Regions from separate parts of the Homo sapiens genome. Here all the other regions are linked to region 2. Evidence: chromatin contacts called from ENCODE Hi-C or POLR2A ChIA-PET data. All regions are on one chromosome and are shown on one strand. Each heading gives the region's core, a stretch centred on a gene start or an enhancer-like site at or near the end of the contact. The rest is flanking DNA. Distances are from core to core; before and after follow the strand shown.

What was found. A loop is a pair of places that touch in the nucleus more often than their neighbours do. ChIA-PET counts read pairs that join two places held with the same protein, here RNA polymerase II (POLR2A). Pooled maps may share reads with other maps.
Region 1: POLR2A ChIA-PET joins it to region 2 with 10 read pairs in T-cell. The contact joins two enhancer-like sites. POLR2A ChIA-PET finds 5 or more read pairs at or near these places in 2 of 52 experiments (CD8-positive, alpha-beta T cell and T-cell).
Region 3: POLR2A ChIA-PET joins it to region 2 with 10 read pairs in Panc1. The contact joins two enhancer-like sites. A Hi-C loop is called at or near these places in 1 of 168 maps with a recorded cell type or tissue (Caco-2), 11 of 37 single-sample maps with no recorded cell type and 7 of 50 pooled maps. POLR2A ChIA-PET finds 5 or more read pairs at or near these places in 4 of 52 experiments (GM12878, Panc1, T-cell and 1 more).

The regions. Positions count from the first base shown.
Region 1 is chr6:105,370,419-105,375,004 of GRCh38, reverse strand. It overlaps PREP (prolyl endopeptidase), which reads left to right. Exons shown (of 15, transcript NM_002726.5): 5 at 1,427-1,636. Among named protein-coding and RNA genes, the nearest start is that of PREP, 30 kb to the left of the region's middle. Within about 2 kb of position 2,489, at least 5 of the 41 ENCODE cell types and tissues checked have a DNase peak (open chromatin) inside an H3K27ac peak, as active enhancers do.
Region 2 is chr6:105,487,634-105,492,225 of GRCh38, reverse strand. No RefSeq gene overlaps it. Among named protein-coding and RNA genes, the nearest start is that of PREP, 87 kb to the right of the region's middle. Within about 2 kb of position 2,870, at least 2 of the 41 ENCODE cell types and tissues checked have a DNase peak (open chromatin) inside an H3K27ac peak, as active enhancers do.
Region 3 is chr6:105,550,340-105,554,756 of GRCh38, reverse strand. No RefSeq gene overlaps it. Among named protein-coding and RNA genes, the nearest start is that of LINC02836, 80 kb to the left of the region's middle. Within about 2 kb of position 1,381, at least 3 of the 41 ENCODE cell types and tissues checked have a DNase peak (open chromatin) inside an H3K27ac peak, as active enhancers do.

The DNA.
Region 1 (4,586 bases), core at 1,240-3,739, 120 kb after region 2:
GAATTCATTTAGTTTCCACAAGGATCTATCTTGCAGCCCATCCAGAGGGACAGGGTCTTAACTCCCACCCCGATAATGCATTCTTCTAGTGACTTCTTTATGGAATGTTTGCTATGGACAAAGCCTTGATGGGCGAGAAGCTAAATTAGGCATGAGACCTGCCTCAAACAGTCATTGAGTTTTCTAAGAGTGGTATTATAGGGAAGTTATCACAAAAGGAGTAAACATTCAGATTATTTTTGTAGTATATGATTTTTAAACATACTTTTCAAATCAAAATGTTTTATTTAAATTTTTCTGAAAATTTTCTGATATATATATATATATATATATATATATATATATATATATATATATATATATATATATATAAACAATTCAAACACTCCAGTGCTATGTAGAATAAAAGGTGAATATGTTTCTTTTTCCTATCACTTTCTAGACTCTTTTCTGCATTTACATACATATGAGCCTAGATACTTTATAGGACCTACAATGGTTAATGAGTAGGTTCTGTGAAATTTTAAACAAATGAAATTCCACGTAAAAGAATAGGAAACCTCTAATAATAGTTGAGCTTCTTAAAATTTTCATTACCCAATAACGTTTAGCAAACAGCCTAAGAGGAAATCTCTGGTGTCAGAGTCTCCAATAGGAGGTGTTGTATTGAATGCTTTACATACTTCATAATTAAAAAAGCTAATATGAAACACAAGTATTTGCCAGGAAACATTCCATAGTGATTAGAACATTCTGCCAGGGCCCTAAAGGACTGTACATGGCACGACAGTCTATAGACATGTTGCTTTTCCTTTCACAATTTCTTGTGGAATGTGCACTCCGGGCGCCTTCACTGCAAACCCTCAGGCTTTATTTACCTAGGCTTGTAATGGTCAGACAGTGTGGACATTGCACAGGTAATGCTTCAAAAATGAGGCTGTAACAAGGGATTTTAGATAATTTGGAATCAATCTCCCAAATTACCTAATGACTACAATTTAGTTCTATTATATGGTATGTGTCATAATTCAGTCATTACTCTAAAAGCAGTTTCCTTTTTCTCCTTATTCCCTTTAGAGTATAAATGAAATATGACAGAAGTCCCAGATGAGCTCTGCTTTTAACTGAACTGCCTATTGCATTATAAAAATTTCAAAATGAAAGCATTTTAGTAGGCATATAATCTAATATTTCATTTTATAGACAAATTAAGACCTGGAGAGGTTAGGAAGCTTGTCTAAGGTTATAAGGGTAATTCCTGTAAAACTTGGGCTGAGCCCCCGGGATTCCTCACTACCAGATTCCTATTCCTTTTATTGCCACATTCTACCTCCGTGTTATGAAAGAGAGCTTTGTTAGATGGCATAAAGGACCGTGGAGTTGTGTTCCGTGTTTGTCACTGGATGATTTCTCCTGTGTCCCATAGGTTATGCGTTCAGCGAAGATGGTGAATATTTTGCCTATGGTCTGAGTGCCAGTGGCTCAGACTGGGTGACAATCAAGTTCATGAAAGTTGATGGTGCCAAAGAGCTTCCAGATGTGCTTGAAAGAGTCAAGTTCAGCTGTATGGCCTGGACCCATGATGGGAAGGGAATGTTCTACAACTCATACCCTCAACAGGATGGAAAAAGTGATGGTGAGTGAAGACTTCAGATGAAGCACATTTTTCACAAAATGAAGTGTGACTTCAAGTGACTGAAAAGAGATGCTGAACCCTACATAGAGGTTGTGTGGTCCAGAACCATGTTTCCTCAAAGGATGTTGTATCAGTTGGCTTTGCTGTGTAATAGACCCCACCAAAATGTAGTAGCTTAGAATAATAAACATTTGTTTTTGCTATGAGCCTATGGGTTGGCCAGGTAGTTCTTCTGGCCTTGGCTGAGTTCTAACATGTATCTGTGGTCAGCTGCAGGTTAGTTGGTTCATCTTGGCTTGGCTCTTTTACATTTCTGGGCCCTCAGCTGGGACGACTAGCAGACTAGCCTGGGCTTGCTCACATGGCAACTCAGTAGAATTGCAAGACGGGGAGCTGAATGACACAGCCTTCTTAATGCCTAGGCTTGCTCCTGGCACGTCAGATTTGCTGCATTCTGTTGGCTAAAGCAAGCCAGAGGGCCAGCCCCTTTTCAATGGGTGGAGAAATAGATACAGGGAACTGCGGAAAAATGAGATCATTATTACAATCAATCAGTCCCTTATAGATGTGTTATATCTCCTAAGGAGATTATGGAGAAGGTGAATTTTTAAACCGAACCAAGCTATTTGATTATGTTGAGTGATTATAAAACTTTACTGCTACAGTAATCGCATATTCTCCTCTGATCAGAAGTTATAGGTCACCTGTTGGTTGCCATTTATCTTGATACTTTTCTCCTTGTTACTTTCTGGACACACCTTTATTGTTCTTCTCTTTAATTGCACAAAGATCCTGTTGTGTTCAAGGGGTTCCTCCCTCTTTGCTCCTTCACTTCTAAATTTTCCCAGGCAGGAAGGGCTATGTACCTTGTACCTTACTGGTACAATGTGTCATTTTCTTCCTTTTGCTACCCCACATTTCAACGTGGTATGTAGCATTTTCTTGTTATGTTGGTTGGTCTTTACAGGTAAGTTTTACAATCCCTGTGTTAGAGATTAGGAGCTTGGGCACAGAGGCTCAGTAATTTGCTGGAGGGCTGGGATCTGGCAAGAAGCACAGCTACTCCAGTGCTTTCTGCTGTACCTGTTGTCCCCTTATCATGACTTGTTGTATCTTTGTCATCTTTAAATATCCTTGCTTTCTTTTCTGTTTTTTTTTTTCCCCCACAATTGAATTGAGAATAAGGCTACAGTGTTTTTCATCTCTTGGCTATGTTTAGCTTTTTCTGCCTTTTGATTAGGCTACATCAAGACCTTTTTTATAAATTCGCCAATGAATTACAAGATGAGCTAAAAGTAGGTTTTTTATTCAAGGATGTTGGCTAAAGAAAGATGTCTGCGCTCTGGAAACGAAATTAGCTGCTTGTGTTAAGAGTGCCCCAGAGTTAGAAAATGTTAGTTATTTCCACCTTCTGGGAAACAAAAAAAGTATAACTGGCCAATTCATGTTAGAGAACGTTATTACATTAACTTGTAAAAAACAAAAGTTATTATTTACCATCAGCTTTCAGTGGCACAAAATAATAATAATTAGTAATTGTGATAGATATAAGAAAGCCAACATCTCAGTAGCCTCTCAGACTGTGATGGGAGCCTTACAAATGAAGCTAAGCAATTCCTACCATGTGCTTCTTACCAGTGTCCCTGAAAGCTCAATGACAATCACTTAAGTGCCATGAAGCTTTTTTTACATTCTGGTATTATCTTATGTTTTTCCCTCCCTTGCCCTGAAAGCTTGGTACGTCATCATAATGAAAAAAAGAAGTTCAGCCTCAAAGAAGCCTCCAAAATCAGCAAATATGAGTTAATTACTTTCAGTTTGATATTCAACCAATGCTTAACCTTTTTTTTTTTTTTTTTTTTTTTTTTGAGATGGAATCTCACTGTGTCACCCAGGCTGGAGTGCAGTGGCGTGATCTCAGCTCACTGCAACCTGTACCTCCCGGGTTCAAGTGATTCTCCTGCCTCAGCCTCCCAAGTAACTGGGACTAGTTAGCGCCATGCCTAGCTAAATTTTTTTTGTATTTTTAGTAGAGATGGGGTTTCACCATATTGGCCATGCTGGTCTTGAACTCCTGACCTTGTGATCCTCCCACCTCGGCCTCCCAAAGTGCTGGGATTATAGGCGTGAGCCACCACGCCTGGCCGATACTTAACTTTTTAAAAAGTAAAGTTTAGTTTTTAGAACAGTTTTAAGTTAACAGCAAAATTGAGAGGAAAATACAGAGACTTCTCATGTGCCTCCTGCCCCCACATATTCATTTTACCTCTCTTATTATGAACATTCCCCACCAGAGTGGTACATTTGTTTTTCATTGGTAAATCTACATTGACACATCATTATCACCCAAGTTCATAGTTTACTTTAGGGTTTGATTTTGGTGTTGTACATTCTGAAGGTCTGAACAAATGTATAGTGACATGTATCCAGTGTTGTAGTATCATACAGAGTAGTTTCCCTGGCCCTAAAAATCCTTTGTCTTCTAACAATTCATTCCTTTCTCACCCCAATCTTTGGCAGTCACTGATCTTTTTACTGTCTTTATAGTTTTGTCTTTTCCAGAACATCCTGTAGTTGGAATTAGACAGTATGTAGCCTTTTCAGATTGGCTTTTTTCGCTTACTGATAATACATTTAAGTTCCCTACAGGCCTTTTCCCAGCTTGATGGCTCATTTCTTTTTAGTGTTAAATAGTCATTGTTTGAATGTGCCACAGTGTATCCATTCACCTACTGAAAGAATGCTCAGTTGCTTCCAAGTTTTAGCACTTATGAATAAAACTTCTGTAAAAAATCTGTATGCAGGTCTTTGTTTGGACACAAGTTTTCAACTCCTTTGGGTAAAGGAGCATGACTGTGGGATCATGTGGTTAAGAGTCTGTTCAGTTTTATAAGAATCCTCCAAAACTTCCAGAGTGGCTACACCATTTTGCATTCCTGCCAGCAATGAA
Region 2 (4,592 bases), core at 1,621-4,120:
TATTTGTTTATAGAATTGGAAAGTGCTATGGTTTTATATTTTATTCAACGTACAATGGCTTTGTGGCTATGAATTAAGACAGTATGTAAGAAAACAGCAAGAAAACACAAATAAGGGCCTAGAAAATGTGTCCCTTTGCAGCATCTCAACATCACCAGCTCCCAGAGAAAAACAAGTGTACCTTTTGTGCGGGAGGAAAAATGTTTTAGTAGTGGTTATGAAGGTGATGCTTTCTGCCAGAACTCAGACTGTTCTTGAGTGCTCACCATCTCAGCCTACTCAGGCTTCTAAAGAGGTATAAGACAAAACCAGCACATGTACACCAAAATCCATCTGATCTTCAGCATCCCCAGCCTCTAGGTTGCTGGGGCTGTCATGGAGCCAACCTAGGTTTCCTTTCTGTAATAAACTGGGTCACCACTGGAGATAAGACCAAAGAACCAGTGGGTGAGGCTTGAAGCACCCCAAGCTGCCTAACCATCCCTTCAAATAGATGAGCCTCTTGGCCTTGTTTTTAAGAACTAGAGAAATCTGAGGGTCCTGCAGAAATTTTTTTACATTCAGATAGGAAGGGAAAAGCCTCTCAGGTAAACTGCCTGCCTCAGATCTTCTCTTGAAATGAAGACCTGGAAATAAAAATGTCCAGTGGTATAGGAAATATATCAGGAAAAAAAAAAAAAAAAAAAAATATATATATATATATATATATATACACACACACACACAGTAACTGCACATACAAAATACAATGTGTTGTATCCTGTCAAATTGACATCTTTGTTCATGTTCTTTAAACAATTTTTAAGTTTTCTGTTAACATTGTCCTAAAGCTGGTGTTTTCCTTCTCATCTCACATGTTGGTTTGTTTGTGGAGGCGCTTTCCCCACCTTAGAATGTATATTTAGCCAGGCACGATGGCTTATCCATGTAATTCCAGTATTTGGGGAGACCAAGATGGGAGGATTGCTTGAGCCCAGGAGTTTGAGACCAGCCTGGAAAACAAAGTGAAATCTCACATCTACAAAAAATCAAAAAATTAGTTGGGCACAGTGGCATGTGGCTGTTGTCCCATCTACGTGGGAGGCTGAGGCAGGAGGATCACTTGAACCCAGAAGGTTGAGGCTGCCATGAGAAGTGTTCACACCACTCACTGTACTCCAGCCTGAGGTACGGAGCAAGAACCTGTCTCAAAAATAAAATAAATAAATAAAATTTTAAAAAAGAAGGTATATTTTGCATTGGACCTCATGTCATTACTCATTTTCTATCTTTCTCTAGACCTTGGTGAGGACATTCTGTGATTTCGGAATATGTGCTTCACATAACACGTCATCTTATTTCATAAGTGCTTATCGTAGAAGACAGTTGAAAGCATAAAGAACAGAGTTCTTCAAATCCTCAAATGTTTAAACCTCAGTTTCTTCTATAACACCCAGGCCCACAGTACCGTGTCTGAAACCAACAGGGGGAAAAACAAAAATGTTATTCCTTGGATGTCCCTAAATGTGCCAGGGTTCATTTAGACCATCCTTTTGCACACATGTCCTCTAAATACATCTTAATGTGTGTTTATGTTAAGGTAAAAATATGGCCATTTGTTCAGCTTTACTTTGAAGGAGATCATAGAAGAAGTCTTTTTTTTTTTTTTTTTTTGAGACAGATTCTCCCTCTGTTGCCCAGGCTGGAGTGCAGTGGTGTGATCTCGGCTCACTGCAACCTCTGCCTCCCAGGTTCAAGCAGTTCTCCTGCCTCAGCCTCCCAAGTAGCTGAGATTACAGGAACCTGCCACAATGCCTGGCTAATTTTTGTATTTTTAGTAGGGACAGGTTTCACCATGCTGACCAGGCTGACCTCAAACTCCTGGCCTCGAGTGATCCACCCGCCTCGGCCTCCCAAAGTGCTGGGATTACAGGCACGAGCCACTGCACCCGGTCAGAAGAAGCCTATTTTGGCCTTCTAAAAAGAAGGCACTCACACAGTCACTTCAGTGAGTGAATGAAAACTATGAAAGGACATTTCAGAATAGTTTAATTATTGTCTTGATTCTTAACTCAGTGATTTTAGTACATGGTTCAGAAAAGGCTCTTGGTCACTCATCAGTCGATACAGTAGCAGCAGTGGGACCTTGACAGTGATAAGCCATGTCTCTCTGAATGTACACATCTACATAGGTATACACAGGGATATAAATAAACATATATGCCTGAATTGACCCATATCCACCCTCAATATCATGTGATTTCAAGAACACTTTGAAGACATTTTACTTCCTCAAGGATCTCCCCAGTAGCATAAGTTCCACAATCAGAGACTCATTCCTTTACCTTAAAGTTTCTTCTGTTATATTACAAATAACCCTGGGATAGTGCTAACATTGAGAACTGTGCCCCAGTGCAAGCAAAGTTATTGGATCCTCTGCTGAGAGCTGTGTTTGGTTTCCAGGAAAGCAGAAAGGACAGATGATACTGACTGCCCAGGGGACCCCAAGATGGGAGAAAGGAGACCAAGAAGAGAGGATAGGTTTGCTCCAAGACAATTCTCACAATTGTCCCTAGGGCCAGAATGGAAGACATGTTTCAAAGCAGAGATGACTTAGCTAGTGAAGTCAAAAGAGGCCTTTAATCTCAGGAACAAGAGAGAATGAAAAAAGAAATAGAAATGTCAATAAACAAGAGAGGTACACCTCTCTCTCAATGACCCTACGCCCTCTCCCTCAAAAGGCCTCTGCGTTTCTCTGACTTCTTGTTTGTGGGCCCCAAACAAGATCTAGTTGCTTTTTATACATTCAGATTGGCCATAGACCAAGGCCTGCATTTCCCTTGTTAAGAAAAGGAATTAAGCCCCAGATTGCAAAACATTTACAAACAAATGAGCTTGGAGTAAACTTTCAAAACTAGCCTTAGACAAAAGTGACAATTATAGATGGTCAAGATGGTGAAAGTGAAACCAAACAGGACAGAGAGAATAACAGGGTAGAATAGAACCCCCAGCCCCAGGTCCAAGAAGCCTGGACACTAAAGATGAAACATTTCTGATCCATTATTGGATCTGGCTGATGTTTCACTGTCTGAATGACAGGTCTCATCAGCAGGGTTTATGTGAAAGGAGATGATTTCAATTCCTCCTTTTATGGCACAAGGACTTTGGCAAGGTCACTTGACATGTCACGTGTGCGCCTCTCAGAATCTTCTCCAAGCATTTGTGAGAGACAGAACAGCAGATTTTAAATGTAAAGATTGGGCAAACTGTGCTGTGTCCAGGAAAATGCTGCCACGGTGGGCTTATTGTTGTCATTATGACCATTATTTTTCCGCCAACATCTTTCATTGCCTCTCGGTGTTTTTGTGAAACAAAAGAACCCAGCTGAGACTTCCACAAAGAAGAATGCAGGGAAAGGGGAAAGGGGAGAGAATACCTTGAGCAAGAATAGCTTGGAAGGAGCCAAAAGTGGAAAAGGAAGTCTAATTCTGTCCTAGTCCAGGGGGAAAAAAGTTTTTTGAGAAATGTAAACAAATCAGGAAATCCTGGCACTTACTCCAGTTCCGATCTGGGGAGACACACAGGTCCTTTCCCGAGGAGGGAGCTGCTGTTTGTGAATGAAATCCAGATAAAATTATTCATCGAGCCCTGCCAGCCCCACAGTTTCCAGCTTTCTTTTTGCCTATGGCATAGCTCAAATCTTAAAATAATAATAATAAAAAAACATATGCATGTTATTAATTCTCCATATTCAAATGGAAATTCAATGCTATCATAAATCTCTCTTTTCTAATGTAAATTCCATTCTTCAGCATGAAGCTACGGGAAAGCCATTGTATCTGAGTAATCTAAACTTGAAAGAGAATTTTTGTTAAACTAGTTATGATAGGAGAAACATGTTTTTCACCGAGTCGAAAGATTAAAGTTGGTTGTAAAAAGGGGTGGGGGACTGAAGGAGAATTATTGGTTGCTCAACTAATGATTAGATACAGAACTTCAAGGACAAATTAAGAGGCACAAAAGAAAGAGTCATGCAGATAAGTGAAAACAGTTTCAATGATATTAAATAAAAGATGCATTGTTTATGTTAGGTTGTAATCTCTATTCCCATATTCATCTAAACAACCCCCACCACCCCATTAGCTACCCCAGGTAAATTCCTAACTCCACTGCACAATGCATCTGCAGACTGGAGTAGTATCTACCGTTCCCTTTCTCACTGCCAGACCATCCTCCCTATCTCTAGTTTCACTATGTCTAAGCCCCTCTTCCTTTCCTTTTTTTTTTTGAAACAGAGTTTCACGCTTGTTACCCAGGCTGGAGTGCAGTGGCGTGATCTTGGCTCACTGCAACCTCCGCCTCCCAGGTTCAAGTGATTCTCCTGCCTCAGCCTCCTGAGTAGCTGGGATTAAAGGCATGCACCACCACGCCCAGCTAACTTCTGCATTTTTAGTAGAGATGGGATTTCACTATGTTGTCCAGGCTGGTCTCGAACTCCTGATCTCAGGTGATCTGCCCATCTCAGCCTCCCAAAGTGCAGAGATTACAGGTGTGGGCCACCACACCCGGCCTCTAATCCCCTCTTTTAATGAGGCCTTGCTCCAAAAGAATGT
Region 3 (4,417 bases), core at 132-2,631, 64 kb before region 2:
TGGCTTTTCCAGCCTGCCATTTCCAGGAAGTTTGGACGCAGAGACAGACACACATAGAGGAAGAAGGCCATGTGAGCGAGATGGCAGAGATTGGAGTGATGCATCAGCCAGCCAAGAAATGCCAAAGATTGCCAACCAACCACCAGAGAAGTCTGAAACAGTCTCGCTCACAGCCCTCAGAAAAAACCAACCTACTGACTCCTTCATGTTACACATCTAGCCTCCAGGAGTGAAATCAAACATTTCTGCTCTTAAAGTTGCTGGTTTGTGGAACTTCGTTATGGCAGCCCTAGCAAACTAATACATGCACTTTTACCAAACCTAGTTTTCCAGCCTTTCTGACAGTTTTTTTGAGCTACCCAATGTCCTTCTAATACATTCCTTTTCTTAACTTCTTGTTTACCCCTTAGGACCTTGATTGATTTTTTTTGTATCCATTTTTCTCTTTCTCTTTCTCAACAGTTTTAATGTCCACTTTAGGATTCACGTGGTTCTAGGGAAAATGACTTCACCCCAGGATCCTGGGTAGAGCATATGACTTCTGTTTAGCCAATCCACATAGTGATTCCTTTTCCAAGTAGGCAAGTTTCTGAAGATGACCCAATCACAGCGAAGTGCCAGGCCTTTTCTAGGAATGCTGAGGCAAAGATATTCTATCTTTCCTGCTGTACATAAAGATGCCTGAAGCCTAGCAATTCTGACAAGCCTGCCTCAAAGAGAAGTCAACCACACAAGACTAGAAACAAGGAAGGGAAGAAATCTGGTGCTTAGTGGTATCTTTGAACTGCTGGTTCAGGCCACACCTGAAGTCAGCTCTTCCAGTGGACTTGTCATCACTCGAGCCAGTCAATTGCCCTTATTTTTTAAGCTACGGGAAACAGATATTTTGCTCTCTCCAGCTAAAACCATCTGAACTTGAACTCCCCATTTATACTTTAAACATCATTCACAGGATGACATTTTAAGTCCAGAGGGGTTATCATCTAATTCCTGAGATGATGGTACTGACCCTGAAGGAAATAATACTATTGAGGATGAGGATGATGATGACGGTGGTGGTAGTGATGGATTTCACTTCCTAGCTGCCTACTGTGTGTGAGGAACATGTTGAAAGCTGCTGTGAAACAAACGCTGGACCTGGGTCTTGAATGGTACATTGAAGTGTGCTAGGCATTTCAGGCTTTTGGGGATGATAAGCGTCCGAAGCCAAGCTCACATTTCCTGTCTTCGTTTCCTGTGTCTTACCTGCTTGTGCCTGAGTCATGCAACACAGGTACAAATGGTCCTGTAATCATGGACCTGCACATTAATGGGAACAAAAGAAACAATAAATTCAGAGCTCTGTCTGCCCTGAGGGAGTGGGACTGGCCATAATTTCCTCTTTCCAGTGGGGTTTATGGTGTGCCCTGGCTACTGTGTACACTGAGTCATAACTCCTTCCCTTATCTCCTAGTACTTGTTCCTTATTTTGCGTGGTTGGACTTTTATTCTGGTTTCTCATTTGCACTCCAGTCTTTCGTTGTGGCTAAAAATCTCTGAATCTTTAGCCACTTGCCATTCAGGAGGCTCTTTGTAGCACGGAAAGACCTCCTTGAATCTGATTAAATCACCTCCACAGCCCCCACCCAGATATTCCTGCAGCCTTGCCTTTTGTAATCACTAAACTTGACTAAGCTGTTGATTCTGGCCTACCTCAGGTCTGAGCTTAGCCCTTGGCCTCTGGGATGGGGATCCCTGACTACTCTTCCCAGTAGAAAGCCTTGCTATTGTCAGGCTCTTTCTCCTACTACTTGCTCCTTTATCCGTGATTTCAGTCCTTTCCCTAGTCCAGCAAATGTCGCGGACAAAGCCAGATGGATTATGATACTCCTTCCATCTTCAGCCTCTCATAATTTTAGCTTTTCTTATCTCAGATCCTGGGAATCCAGTGTTCATTCTCTTGAAACCTCTCCATTTCCCTTGGACTTTCCCTGTAATATCAGCATTAGCGTGGGTCTCCTGTTGCAGAACGGTAATTCAACAGTTGCCTTCACCCCTCTACCCTGTAAGGGCCACAGTTTATTTTGCTTTGAGTTCCCCCGAACACAATTATTTACCAGTGAATTAAGGAATAAAAGTCTTTGAGTGCTGGGAATCAGAGAATAGATCAAATAAAAATGAGGATGTGAATGAAACATGTGAACGACACACCCAGAGGAGTGACATCTAAGGCATTCAAAATAAGAGGAAACCCAGATGTTGGGGAGGAAAATACTAGATGTATGTGAACATCACTGTGTGCAAAAAATGACCATTATAGTTAAACAGTGCGCACAGAAGCAGGAAAGATCATCCACAGAAATGCTGTCATAGACACTAGGAACAATGACATAAAAGAGGAAAAAAAAATTATGCCATTTTCATGCCAATCTCCTTCATTTCTATAAATTGCTTTATATTAAGAATATTATTAAATTTTCCTATATTAAATTCAAGTTTTATAGCAGTTTAGGATTATTTATAGCAGTTATAGTATGATCAAATGCTCAAATTTAATTAAAGAGACAATTATTTCAGTTACGTATTATATTCCATTGAGAAGAAATCATGCCCGGTATTGCAGAGGTAAATAAGGATGTCTACATGTAACTCCAAAGTGTGAGTACACAGGCCACAATCACATAATGCAGAATACAGGTATGTATCTGAGGATATGAAGTGCTGGAGGTGATATCCAGTTGAGTCAGAGAAGAGCCAGCTTCTGAGATTAGACAGAATTTAGACAGCAGACTTAGGGAAACTGCATCACTTAACTTGTGCAGTAAGCATGCTGGTTTCTATGCTATTTTAGTTTACCCTCACTTTTTCCCCTGTCTGCTACTATTAATCCCTTCTGGAATAAAACAAAGATCTTGGCATTCTCAACACAAGGTTTGGGACTCTGTGGAGACTGATACTTACCATATTTGGCCAACTTTTAACATGTTCCTTTCCCATGCTAAACACGCAGAATAAAATAAATATTTATCATTGACAGAGCCCCCTTTTCACTAGATTCATTCTTATAAACAGTTATCTAACTTGTTTTCTCCCTGGATTTGGGAAACTGGAAAGTTCTTGCTTTTCTTCATTGACTGCATCTTTGTTGGGAAGTCATTCCAGCTTTATTACAAAACAGAGTGACATTTCCCAGAAAGATGGAAAATATTTTGACCATTTGAAGCACTGTCACCTTAGCAAGATACCTCACTCTGTTTTTGCAATATCCACGTCTGGGTCAGGGTTTCAACTCTAAGACCCCACACCAGAAAAAAACGTAGGACTTGCAGATTCTGGCTTTCTTTGTGCTGAATCAGGAAACAAAAATGTCAGTTTTTTATAACTCTGGGTTTATCCTATTCTCTCCTAACCAGATGCACATACTTTGAAAAGACTCTTTTTTTTTTTTTTAACAACCATGAATGTGAAGACAATGCTTGTTTAAATGTTATTAAGTGGAGAATATTGAGTCTATTATGAGCATCCCTTGATGTGGTATGACTTCCTGACAAATGGTCACTAATGAAGAAACTGAAGAAGGAAAACTTATTTTATAACACTGAGAAAGCTTATTGCTGAATAAGCTATTTGAGTTAATGGGTACTTCTGAACCTAATGTTCATGTTGTTATAGGCAGAGTCATTCTTGAAAAGTTTTTCTTCGCTTCGCTGACTTAGAAATAGAAATCTACTTTGTTGTAGTGCCTTGTGTCTCATAGAGTTACTCGCCAAGTTTAATCAGTACTAAACTCTTTCCAGATTCATTTAGTGGATTGTCTATGGCTGACCAAAAGGTAACTTTGAATTGCAAAATGTTCAACAAGTTGTGCTTAAGAGTCAAGCTTAGAATGACACACATGGAATAGAAAAAATAACCTCTTTTTGTCTCTTTATGATAAACAGTTGGCCCAGCACAGTTTTTATGACCAGGCGTGACATTTTCTCTCATCTTTTGCAAATTAATTTCATCTTTTATGTGTGTAAAAACTAGGTTTTTATAAGGTAACACATAAAACAAAAACAAAATATTTGAACACATTAAATAAATACGTATGAAGAGACTGTTATAGGTAAGGCATGGTTGGTGCTGGAGATATGGTGTTGAAAAGATAGGCCCTGTGCCAGGCGCAGTGGCTCACGCCTGTAATCCCAGCACTTTGGGAGGCCAAGGCGGGAGGATCACGAGGTCAGGAGTTTGAGACCAGCCTGACCAACATGGTGAAACCCCGTATCTACTAAAAATGCAAAAATTAGCCAGATGTCATGGTGCACGCCTGTAATCTGAACTACTCGGGAGGCTGAGGCAGGAGAATCGCTTGAACCTGGGAGGCGGAGGTTGCAGTGAGCCGAGATTGCACCACTGCACTCCAGCCTGGTGAAACAGAGAGACTCCGTCTCAA